Regions from separate parts of the Mus musculus genome. Here region 1 is linked to region 2. The links are chromatin contacts, found by Hi-C in ENCODE. All regions are on one chromosome and are shown on one strand. The core of a region is the stretch at or near the end of the contact, and the rest is flanking DNA. Distances in the headings are between cores, read along the strand shown. Region 1 holds the start of Nkx6-1 (NK6 homeobox 1). Region 2 holds the start of Gpat3 (glycerol-3-phosphate acyltransferase 3).

The links. A loop is a pair of places that touch in the nucleus more often than their neighbours do.
Region 1: a loop to region 2 is called in a map of left cerebral cortex, with 2.4 times the contacts of the local background. The contact joins the promoter of Nkx6-1 here to the promoter of Gpat3 in region 2. A Hi-C loop is called at or near these places in 3 of 37 maps with a recorded cell type or tissue (left cerebral cortex and mouse embryonic stem cell).

The regions. Positions count from the first base shown.
Region 1 is chr5:101,662,902-101,668,814 of GRCm38, forward strand. Nkx6-1 (NK6 homeobox 1) reads right to left here and starts at 1,810. Exons shown (of 3, transcript NM_144955.2): 1 at 661-1,810. The coding sequence starts at 1,333.
Region 2 is chr5:100,844,002-100,850,594 of GRCm38, forward strand. Gpat3 (glycerol-3-phosphate acyltransferase 3) reads left to right here and starts at 2,228. Exons shown (of 13, transcript NM_172715.3): 1 at 2,228-2,360; 2 at 2,654-2,947. The coding sequence starts at 2,807. Gm46917 (a long non-coding RNA gene) reads left to right here and starts at 3,558. Exons shown (of 2, transcript XR_001784903.1): 1 at 3,558-4,208; 2 at 4,676-4,963. It also overlaps a transcript of Abraxas1 not described here.

The DNA of each region.
Region 1 (5,913 bases), core at 560-3,059, 820 kb after region 2:
TTGAGTTAGTCTGTTGAGTGTCAATGCCCCTTCAGTGACCAGGGCCCTGGGATTCAGGAGTAGGGAAGACCCGGGTCCATCAATGACAACAGCCTAGTTCTGGGAACCGCTGGCACAGGTCATTCTGGACAAGTGCACTGGGAGTGGGCGAGGGAGCTGGGAGAAAAGGTGAGCTGGAGACAACCAGGGAGGGTGTGTGCAAGCAAAAGTCTGCTTTTCTCGAGGAGGTAGATAGCCAGCTGCCTTGCCTACCCTCGCGGGTTTGCCGAAAACAAGGGTCAGACTACTGAAGGAACGGGCGAGCATGGCAGGAAGGAGCCAGAAAGGAAGGGGTGCGGAGGCCTTTTCCCGCTTTCCATCCATCTGACCCAGAGCTGGCCAGGTTCAAGAACAGCCCAGACAGAAGCTCGCTTGCTGCGCTGTGTTCTGTCCAGACGCATTCTCGTTGGTGGAGCCCAGGCCTGCATGAGCCTCGGCGAGCCCAGGAAAGCGCGAGTCCCTCGCTCGCCTGCAGGGGCCCAGCCAACGGCGTGCTGTCCCGGAACTTCCAAACTAGTGTGGCGGCCAGGAGACTGACCGCCCGCAGGGGCACTGTGTGCTTCACGACCCGAGAGCAGACTTAGAAGGCAGGGACCCACCCTCCCCTCCCATAGTACTCACGGGGGGTACAGGCAAGGCGCGCGTCCCTCCACGGCGGACTCTGCATCACTCCGGGCCAGAAGATGGGCGTCCGACCGGGCAGCTCGGCCAGGGGCTTGGGGTACCGGCCCACGGCGGCCACAGCCGCGGCGCTGGGGCTAAAGTAGAGCCCGGGCGGCGGTGGCGGAGGGCTCAGGCTGCTGAAGCGGGGCAGGCCGGCCAGCAGCCCAGCGGGCGACGAGGCGGCAGCGGCGGCAGCAGCAGCGGCGGCGGCGGCCGCCGCAGAGGCCGAGGTGGCGGAGGCGGACGAGGAGGAGGAGGAGGAAGACCCGGAGGGCGAGGCGGAGGGCAGGGCGGCCCCCGAGGCCACCGGCATAGAGGGCCGGCTCAGGATGTCGTTGATGCCGTGTGGGGTGGCCGCCGAAAGCTGCTGCGGGGGACTGCCCAGGGACGAGAGGCCCCCCGCGGCCGGGGGCTTCAAGCCGCCCGGGTTATGTGAGCCCAAAGGTGGGGAGGGCGACGAGGACGAGGAGGACGAGGACGAGGAGGAGGGGGGCCCGGTGGGCAGCGGGGGATAAGCGGCGGGGTAGAGCGGGGTCTTCATCTCGGCCATACTGTGCAGGGCGGCCAGGGGCGGGCTGCTGAGCAGGAACGCGCTCTGCCGAGGGCCCTCCATCGCCCCCACAGCTAACATCCCACAGCCAGACCCGAACCCGCAGCCACGCAGGTCGGTGGCCCCGCCGGGGCTCGGGAGAACCCGAGGTGCCGGGGGCGCGCGCAAGCGAAGTGTGGATCGGCCGCGGGCTCCGGGAGCTGCGCAGCAAAAATGTCCAAACGCCCCGCGGGAGGCGGCAGGGGCGAGGGCTGCGGGGGCGCGGGCGGGCTCAGCGCTTCCTCGGCTTCGGGAGTCCCGGATTCGATCCCAGGCGCTGGTCCCTCGTTCCCGGCTCAGAGCGCTCTGCTTCTCATCTTCTCCACCCCCGCGGGAAATCAGCAAGACGTACCCCGCAGCCGACCCAGAGAGTTTGCAACAAGGTTGGGAGGCGCGGAGCGTTCGCTTTGATGTAGGAGGGCGGGGGCCGGCTCGCTCGCCTGGGGGAGCTTCAAAGCGGGCGGCGTTCCGCCCGGTGCGCGCCTCTGATCTCGCTCGGACGCTCCGCTCTCCCGGCGGCCGCGCTGCTGAGTCGCACTCACCGCTCGCCCGGGGGACAGAGCACAAACGGCCGGCGCGGGTATCGCGCCCGCCACTGCCTCGGGCCCGGCGTTACTGCGCCAGAAAGGGCAGTCAGTGACACCGCTCCGGCGGCTGGGGACTTGGTGCGCCCACGAGCCTACTTCCCCTCCGAGCCACGCGGCGCCGGACTAGCCGGATCGAAAAGGATAAAAGAAAATAAACCTAAGTATGGAAAAAGTCTGACGGGCCGGTTCCGATCGTCCGTCCTCTTCTGCAAGCCGGCCGGGAGACCCCCCCCCGTCCCACCCCCTGGCGCCCTCTCTTCCTCTCACTCTCCGCCTTTCTCTTGCCTCTCTGGCATTTCTCCTTGGCTTTCCAGGCTTGGCTCTTCCAAGCCCTGTCCTCTGGCCAAACTGACCCTCTCGGCGGCTCTTCCCTTCTCTCCTCTCTCCCTCTGGGCCTGACAGTTCGGATGAAGCTCTCAAAGGTAATAAAATATTTGCACCCCTCCCTGCCTCTCTTTAGCTGGGGGACGCAAGGGAGGGGAGGTGGGGGGCCAAAATGAGAACTTTCGAGGACGTCATTCCGGGGCGGCTCGGCGGGGCGGGACTGAGGAGCGGGGCCCGGGTCCTGGGCGTAAACACCGCCTCCAATAGCGCTCAGCTTGGGCAAGGCGTCGCTCCTAGAACACGCCCACCTGGGAGCGCCACACCTTTTGATTGGCTGAGACTAGGGAGCCATAAGGACGCGCCCTCCTAGTCCCCGCCCCAGCTTCACTTGGGCGGAGCCAAGAGGGGAGGGGCCTGGCGAAAAGAGTGGTTCCAGTCTAGAGCCAGCGGCCGGCTCAACTAATCGTGCAAAATAAAATGGAAAGGAGAAGGAGGGAGCAGGGACGAAGAGGGCATTACTTTTTAAAGAGAGGAATAATGAAAATCCAGCCCTTCTATGGAAAAGCAGTTTAAGTGCGGCTCTTCCGCCCACGCCAGCTCGCGTCATCCTCCCCCAGCTCGCGCGCGGCGCCCACCTCCAACGGTGTCTGGACCCTTGCGAAAAGGGAGCTAATGGAGCAGGCAGGAGGCATATCCCAGGCCGACTTCCTTCTTTTGAAGGGATTAATTAAAGGCCCTCTGGGCTCTTCCAGAATCGTGTAAATTGATTTGTTGTTCCTTAAGCCCGTAGATGTTTTTAAACCCCTCGCAGGCCTAAGGGTCACCCTTCACCATCTTTCCGTCTCCTGCTCTTTTCTGTTCTTTCTCCGTTCTTGTCTTCGCTCTCCCACTCCCTAGATCATTATCACTTATGAGGGGGCTCAGTACTCTGGGGATGAAATCAGCTTAATGAGAATATTTATCTCCTGCGTGGTGTCTAAACCTAACAGAAATGAGATAATTATTTTTTTAAAATCCTCCCTCTATTATTATTAGTTGGATTTATGAGGCAGGATCACTAAAATTCACAGGACAACTTTAGATAGAGGAATACCTCGGGGGAAGACAGGTAACTGTTGGAAAGTCTGGTCAAGCTCTCAACTCGGGTAGTTGAGTAAACTAGAGACGACCGACTTCTAGGCTGACATTGGGAGCGATGGTCAAAAGGGCTTTGCTCCCTCTGGCCGATCTTTAAGGTCTGCTCAGGGTTGACCAAAACCAAGGAAAAAACCTCTTTGGTCGATCTTGAGAAATCGGGCAGTTGATACACCAGTGGGGGGGGGGGGGGCGGGAAGTGTCACAGCAGAGATTTGCATCATATTATTGAGTCCAAATTTAAGGTTCAGAAAACAGAAATAGGCGATAAATGACCCAGGAATTAAAACTGAGCAGCGCCAGGGAGTTTGACTCTGAATGTCAAGCAGGAGGCCTTAAACTGGTCGGTCCCCTTACTTCTCCAAAGCTTGAGTGTTGTCAACTTGAGGTTGAGTTTGACGTGTGAGAGTAAAGCCTAGGGGTTAATCATCGCCTGCTCCTTTCATTCGCTCAGAGTCGGGGGTGGGGAAGATGATATTTGTCTTCCTCTGGCTTTCCCATCTTTATTAACTTCAAGACTTGGTTATTGCCATCATTCCGTAGAGTTTAGATCTGACCCTGGAAAAGGTGGGGCTCTGCACGGGTGGGAGATATGCTAAGCGGCCTGCCAGTCTCTAGGCTCCGGGGAGAGCTAAAGTGGGTGCTGTCTGCGCTTCCACGCCAGCCCTCTGCTACCTAAACCCGAGAAGAGCAGCCAGCCAATTTCGTGAAGCGGACAGTGGCGGGCAAGCCCCGGCTCTGTTTCTGCCGCTGGAATTTCAATGCCTCTGGCTTCCTCACAAACTACTCTCACTCGGACCCAGCATTTCCTCCGTGGCACACGATCAGCCAGAGCTCGAATTTTGGGCCTCCTGCGATCTGCTCATGTCCACCGGGAAAGGGACTAGGTAGGAACCGAGAAAACCGAACCTAAGTGTATTGGAAGTTCTTTCCTCAAAAGTAGCTATCTTTGTAGTTACTGTAATGGGGAATGGGTTGGTAAATTGATCGGTTTTTTTTTCTATTGAGAATTTAGTATCTGGTATTGGGGAGGGGGTGTCAAAAAAGAAAATAGACCGGAGAGAGACAGACAGAGACACAGCGAAAGACAGAGAAGGACACACAGGGACAGAGAGACAGAGAAAGACAGAGAGATAGACAAAGAGAAAGACAGAGACACAGAGAAAGACAGAGAAAGTGGGGAAGGGGGAGGAGAGAGAGAGAGAGAGAGAGAGAGTCAACTCCAACTTAACTGTGCTCCGTAGTTACAAAGCTGGTTTTGAAATGAAGACATCTCATCCGTTGAGTCTCTGTCATTCATAATTCATAATTTAAATAGTATGATTCCCAATTCTAACAATAAAAAATGATGGGGACTGTGTACCTCGATCCTTAAGGGGTGTCTAAATTCTTCAGCGGCAGCGGCAATGGCAGCTTGTTTTCCGACTCATCCCACCCGCCTCTGAAGAAAGGCGGGTGCCTCTAGCCAGGTGCTGTCCGGGATCTGCCCCCAGGATCCCAGGAGTGTGAGCTGCTGGGCTCAGTCGGGAAGAGGTCACCCTGCCCTCCACTCTTCGGCCCGGGGTTCCAGGCGAGCTGCAGTGGGTGTGGCAGGGCCTGCCTGCCTTGTGGGCCCAGGGTTTGCTGCTTTCAAACCCTCTTGGGGCTCCTGATTGTTTTTCCTTGGGGACCTCCTAACTCTTGCGCACACTTCCTAATAAAGCCGGGGCCCTTCCAAACAAGGAGCAGAGGAAGAAACCGACCGGCTCATCTCAACACCACGCTTCTATATGTATACAGCTATATATTGGAGAGGGCAAGGCTCTACTTGAAAGCGATTGATTTGCATTTTAATTAAAAATAAATGAAAGCTGTTGGGCAAATCGGAGGTTGCAGGAGGGGGTCACAGGGAGAGGTGTGGAAGGTGGATCCACCTCTTGGATTTTGAGCCTATGGGGGAGCGGTGAGCGGGTGCTCAGGTTCCCTTGCAGCCTGCTCCCGGAATCTGCAGCTTGAGGGATCCACTAGGCTCCGTACTCTCCCTTGACCTTTGAAGCAGCGCGCAGCGCTCCACGCGCAATAGATACTTCTGCTTTAAGAGAAAGGAACTGTCATTAAATCCAGGGTGACACAGGATGAATGCGAATGAAACCTTAGCTAACTGTATTTAGGCTCGCAAAGATGCCAACGGTTCTGCTCCGAATATATTAGTGTGGAGGTGCTCAAGGGTGCTGTAGAAAGGCCATTGCTACAAAAAAGGAGGGAGGGGATTATGTGTGTTTACAGCAAACCAAACAACAATAAAGCCCCCACACACTAAACAACAAAAAGTCTCTTCTGAACTTGCTTTGTCGAACCCTCTAGAAGATTTTAACCACTTCATTTCGCCGAGCATTGGGACCTATTCGGGCTGAATAAAAGAAAGATTAGTTTTAAGTCAGTGTTAACAAAGTGAGTCGAGCTAGTTGCTACACAGAAATACAAGGAAGACCCAAGAAGGTCCCCCAAGATGGCCTAGCCTGGTCTCCGGAGCAGACAGGGGGAGAAAAAAATCACGCGTGGATCTCTTTGCTGCGGCTAAGTGTTGTGATGTGAGAA
Region 2 (6,593 bases), core at 978-3,477:
TAAAAGACTTAAGTAACAGAACCACACCAGACAGATTCCTATCTGTTCCTTGAGTTCATTCAAATACTAGAAAGATGCCCAGTATGTGAACAGGGACAGAGACTAGAGTCACAGAAACCACAGAACTCTTGGAACATCAGCAGCTGGAAGAGGAAGGATTCTCCCTAGAGCTCTTGCGGGCAGCCTGACTATGTATTACAGCATCTTAGTTTCAGACTTCTGGCTTCCATAAAGGTGGAAGCTCCAAGTGTGATCTGTTAAGGCAGGGGAGTCCTCACTGCAGGAAGGGGTTTCTGAGGAGGTAAAGTGCTGAACCTCTGCTTTTCTAAGGTTGCCAAGGTGAGCCTGTGTCTTTTAGGAGGCTTTGTGACATTGCTGGGGTGTGTGGGGGTGGGTAAGACATTCCTAAACAAAGCCCCAAACCAAAGCGTTCACACCTTTGATTATGAACAACAAGCCTTCCTGGGCACTGGGGTGTTTGTGTGCTGAGCAGAAACAGGGGGCCTCCTGTTTGTTTCCTCTGCAGGGTGAACAAGGGAGCAGCCCTTAGTCACTTCAGCTGGAGGGAATAATAGAGGTTAAATATTTTATTGGAACATTAACTGAGCTAATAAACCCTAGCTTGTGGCCTAACTATATAAACCACACATGCGCTCAGAGATATGTTGGCCAGCTTCCAGTTTCCTTCTGCACATACATAGAGGTTTATTTGATTTTTAGATGGTGTCTAAGAAAGCCCATGCTGGACTTGAACTCCTGATCCTCTTGTTTCTATTTCTTAAGCGCTGGGGTTACAGGTTTTCCACATAATGCCTGGTAGATGCTTTTCAAAAAATAATTTTTGTTACGTTTTATTTATTTTGTGTGTGTGGGGAGGCATGCCACCGAGCACAGGTGGGCAGGAGATAAATTGGTTCTCCCCTTATACGGGGGGGGGGGGGGGGGGTAGTGGTGGTGTCCAAAGATTGACGGGTCATCCTAGCTGACTGGCATCAGGCAACTTTGTTGATGAGCCACCTCAATGACCCCAGAAGCTGTTTTGAGAGTAAGCTCCGTTTCCTTCATAACTTCATTGTCCTCCCCTTCCCCCTTCTTAGTGGGAAAAGTGTCTTACACCTACCTGGCAGGAGGCTCAGAGAACAAACTTGTACAGTCTTTAAGGCCGGCTTCCTTCTTCCTCCACCCCTTCTGGAGGTGAGGGCAGCTTTCTCTGCAATATTTGCTGTAAATACTTTCAGTTCATTTTGCTAGCTCTCTCACTTTTTCCAGCTCCCAAACTGACTCCCGACTGTCAACAGTAAGAGTTTGGTCCTTCTAAGAATTGAGGGCCGACTCGGTGATGGTTTGGATCCTAGTCAGTCGCTTTGCAAACTGCTGCTCTCAATATCTTTTCTCACGCTTATTGTTAAAACTGGTTGTCCTGCAGTGGAATACGCGTGCAGGATTTTCCCTTCTTCGTTCTAGTAAGGCCGTTCATCACAGCGGCGTGGGACGTGGACCCCTGAGAAACTCTTAGCCAGTTAGGTGAAGGTTAGTATTTGCGCAGCGTTTTCTGCAGTCGGTGTAGGCGGATGCTAGGGAAGCTTAGACTGGAATCTCCTCCAGGGAGGGGAGTGACAAACAGCCTCTAGGGTGTCCTGTCCTCCCCTCCCCCTCGCCCGCTCACCGGTCCGCCTGCCCTTTTAAAGCAAGGTCTATAAAGGATCTACCTATTTAGTCTTAAGCTGACTGTTGGAACTCAAAACAGCCCAGACCCATCTCCTCGGAATTCTCCAGTCGCAGATTCCCGAGCGTAAGTGCTGGAATTCCAGTCTTCTGCGACACAACCGCTTGGAATTTCTGGGTCTATTTTGTGGCTAGAGAGGTGGTGGCAGAGTGGCTAAGGCGACTTGTGGAGAGAGAGAAAGCGGGCGAGCTTTCTTTCCCTGACTGCAGCTAGGAAGGAGGTAAGAGAGAGCCACGAGCCACGGTGCGCGACTGCCTCACCCTTGTTCAGTAGTTTCCTCCTCCCGAAAGCCCTTCCCAGGAGGTCGTGTTGCAGGCTCACAAACAAGATCTTCCGCAGCGATCGGGGACGTCAGCGGTCCGTTCTGTGGGTGAAGATGGAAAGTCTGCTACCGAAAGAACCTTTGCTGGGAGTGCGGGGGGGCGGGGCGGAGGGCGGCGGCTCTCTAGGCAGCAGCGCCCGGGAGACGCGGTCATGCCCCGGAGCTCCCTGTTGGGTGGCGATGGGGGTGGGGCAAGGGTAGAGTGTAGAAAAAGGGAGCCCGGCGCCCGAAAGCCACTGGCTACCCGCATAGCCCGCAGCCCACGCCGAGGTGCAGGGAACCTGCGGGGATCCTCGCTGCCGGAGGGCCTCGGTGAGTCACCGCGGGGTTGTCGCAATCGTTACCCGGAGGAAATCAGGCCCGGGGTGGGGCGCGTTCCTGGCTGCCTCCATGCACTCTGACTGCACTAGGGTGTCCCGTAGGTCACCCAGCTGGGTCTTCTCGCCAGAGACACTCAGGTCTGAGCCGGCTGCCGTGGCTACAGCTTGGCCTGGGCCTCCAGTAGAGAGTGAGCTTGCGGGGCCAACCGGGACCCAAGGGGAGGAAGCAAGGAGATCGCAGTAGTTCTGAGAGTTCTCGCCTTCCCTTTCCTCTTCGCTCCGCAGAGCTGAAGGGAACGAGGCGGGCGGCAAAGACTCCTCAGAGCCCGGCTCCGGGCTGGACGCTGTGTTTTCCGAACTGCGGCTGGACTGCCTGGGACTCTGACACCTACCGCTCTCGGCTTTCCTGGGGACCTCTTCCTGAGGGCGTGCTGAGACATGGAGGGCGCAGACCTGGCGGTGAAGCTCCTGTCCACCTGGCTGACGCTGGTGGGCGGCCTCATCCTTTTACCCTCGGCCTTCGGATTATCCCTGGGTATCTCGGAGATCTACATGAAGATCCTGGTGAAAACCTTGGAGGTGAGTGCAGGAAAGGATGTGGAGCTCCCGCTGCTCTGAGGACTTCGGATCTTGGAGTGGCAGGGGTTGAGCTTTGAACTGTGAAAGCAATTTGGGCAAGGGGGTCAGTCAGTGGTGGGAGGTCGGGGTGGAGATGGAACGGGGACCCGAGAGAATATTTCAGTTTCTGGTCTGCTGTAGTGAGAAAGACAGCCTGATACCAGTCAAGAACAGTAGCCCACCTCACAAGAATCCCTCTATCTGTATTTCTTCTTCACTACTATTTTTTTTTTTTTTTTTTTTTTTTTCTTACTAGATTAACCCCAGGACAGCCGTTTGCTGTATCAGCAGGTTTATTACCCACTATGCCTCTCGGGCTGTCACTTCACTCTTGAGTTTTTACAGCCCCAGGTTTCAGAGGTCCTTTTGTGACTACAGAGGCATCCTGTTCCACTTGGTGCCCAATATAAGACACCAAATGGCTGGGTGGCAGAGAAGAATCTGATTTTTTTTTTTTTTTTTTTTTTTTTTTTTTTTTTTTTTGGTTTTTCTGGACAGGGTTTCTCTGTGTAGCCCTGGTTGTCCTGGAACTCACTCTGTAGACCAGGCTGGTCTCGAACTCAGAAATCTGCCTGCCTCTCTGCCTCCCGAGCCTCCCGAGTGCCCGGCTGAAGAATCAGATTTTATTTTAATGTAGTCACGGGGATTTTTATCTAATCAGGTGCACTGGAATACTATCCCAAAGGTTTCTGGTCCTGGGTTTGTTTGCAGATTTCAAGGACAAAGGTGTTAGATCCAACTGAGTGGAGGGACAGGAGGGACGACATCAGCATAAGCTTATACACTCTTTTTTAGTAAAATTTAGAAGGCCACTCCAGGCCGGGAGGCAAGTGATGTGAGAATCGGAGTTCAGACGTTTGCTTGAGTTAAGTGTGACAACAGTGAATGCAGAGGCTCTGTAGGCTGTACAGCTTTGCATTGGTTTGGTACCCAAATCTCATCCCTGTTTCTCTGTATCTGATCTAGCAAGGTCATCTGATCCCTGTACCTTATAGTATTCGCCCTCAAAAGAGGGGAAACAATGCCTATTTGCATATAGATTTTGTTTTGGTTTTGAGACAGGATCTCACTCTTGGTGCCCTGGCTGGCTTTGAAGTTCTTGACAATCCACCTTCTGTTTTCTGGTGTTACAGAGTGGGACCGTCAGACTTAGCTTTCCACGTAGTTTTTAGGAGTGCGAACACATCAGTGCATTGAGTCCGTAGGAGGGCACTCGTGCATGGTGGGTGCCTTGTGTCTTTATGATTAAATGACGGGGTACGATTGCTTAGATTCTGCTGCCTTCGGTTTCTCCTGATTCTTTATTACCATCTGTAGCTGTGCACTTTTTTGACCTGTACTTTCTGCCCTCCCGTAGGACTTGGCTCTGTCCCTTGCTTTTAGCACTGGAGTGGCTCCTAGATGCACATCTCTACCTCTGCTGCTTGCTAATGCTTTCCCTTAGGCCTTTGCTGGACTTTCTCTTTGCTGGCCACTTTGTGAGTCCTTAAAATGGTTAGATTCTTTTATCTGCCCCACTCTCTCTTCCAAAATGGCATCTCACTTCTTAGCTCACACTTGCTGGCCTTGAACTTGGCTCTTGCTGCTTCAGGTTCCCAAGCACTGAGTGATGTGTGCCACCTTGTTAGCTAGCCTTCAAGGTTTTAACTTTTTTTTTTTCTCTTCTCTCTTCTTATTGCCATTACACAGTGTTGTAGTCACACTATGCTGCGGATTTTAGTTTCCTCCCTACTGGCCGTTCTTCAGAATGCTAACTCCACATACAGCAGTGATCCTCTTCAGCACTGCCTCCTGAAATGACCTAGCTGGTTTCTTGGGCAGCAGTGTCCTTTGGAGAACCAGATAAGGGGAATCACAGGCACATGCTGGCTTCCAGGTGCTCATTACTGCCTCGCTTTAATCTCCAAGGAGGGCGTCACCACCCAGTTGTTCTCGGTCGTCAAATTACTGTATTTGATGAGATGATTGCCCATCCAGGTTCTGGCTTTTGAGTTTGTTTGTCCGGGCCCCAAGCGTTTTCCATCCAGAGCAGAAACCAACGTCAGAGAAGATCTCTATTTCTCTCCACATGTGCATTGACCTTAAACCCAAGAAATACACACACGGCACACTCATCCCACACCTTGCCACAACAGTCACACCACAGCCCCCGACCATAAGCCAATCACACACATACACTCTTCATTGTCTATTGTGTGTTTACTTTAAATTTTTAAAAAAGATTTATTTTTTATTATATGTAAGTACACTGTAGCTGTCTTCAGACACACCAGAAGAGGGCATCAGATCTCATTACAGATGTTTGTGAACTACCGTGTGGTTGCTGAGATTTGAACTTGGGACCATCAGAAGAGCAGTCAGTGCTCTTAACCGCTGAACCATCTCTCCAGCCCCAAATTTTTATTGTTAATAGGCGGCTTTTTAAATGACCATACTTAAAATTCTGGAGGTTGTTTTGGGTTTGGAAGCCCGTTGAATAGCTCACTGTGGTGTCAGGTGGCTCACTGAAACCACAAGTGTAATCCTAGCATAACAGGGAAGCTGAGACAGGAGGATTGCTTCGAGCTTGAGGATGGCCTAGGCTATAGAGTGAGACCTTGTCTTAAAAAAAAATATATATATATTGTGAGCCATCTCGATGACCCATAAAAATTGTTATTATTGGGACTGGAGAGATGGCTCAGTGGCAAAGGACATTGACTGCTCTTCCAGAGGACCTGGGTTCTATTCCCAGCACCCAAGTGGCTGTTACTCCAGTTCTAAGGGGATTCCAATGCTTTCTTCTGGCCTCCTTGACCACTGTACAGATGTGGTGAACAGATGTGCATGCGCCTATACACATAAAGTAAAGAAATCTAAAACAGTAGTAGTATGAGCTGGAGAGATGGCTCAGCAGTTAAGAGCACTGACTGCTCTTCCAGAGGTCCTGAGTTCAATTCCCAGCAACCACATGGTGGCTCACAACCATCTGTAATGGGATCTGATGTCCTCTTCTGGTGTGTCTGAAGACAGCTACAGTGTATTCATATGCATAAAATAAATAAATATAAAAATGTTAAGATAAACAAAAACAGTTTTTTAAAAGTTGAAAGTATTAGTAGTAGTATTAGTAGTAGTAGTATTTTTTGAGAAGAGTCTAAGAATTATTTAATTGTTATGCGTTCTCTTTAATACATGGATTTTTAAGTAGATAAATAAGATGTCTGATATGAAAGTAGAAAGGAGTATCTGGGGGAGGGAAGGAACTTGTGGGGGAGGGGCGGGTATGTGGTAATGACGGTCAAAGTACGTGATACATCTGGAGGAAAAGAGCTTTATGAAACCCATCGCTGTGCACCCAATATATGCTGATAAGTTTTAAGTAAGTTATTAACAGGCAGGAACAGAACAAATTCCTTTTATCTGCTAAAGCATATATGCTAAACCCTCTAAACACCAACACCAAGATAGACATATTAATATCCCCTTTTGTCTGACACAGTGATCACGCCTATAATCTCAGCACCCAAAAGATGGAGACAGGGCTGTTCTAAGGTCAGGCTGAGCTACAGAGTAAGATTCGATCTCAGGGCTGGAGAGAAGGCTCAGTGGGTAAGAGCACCGACTA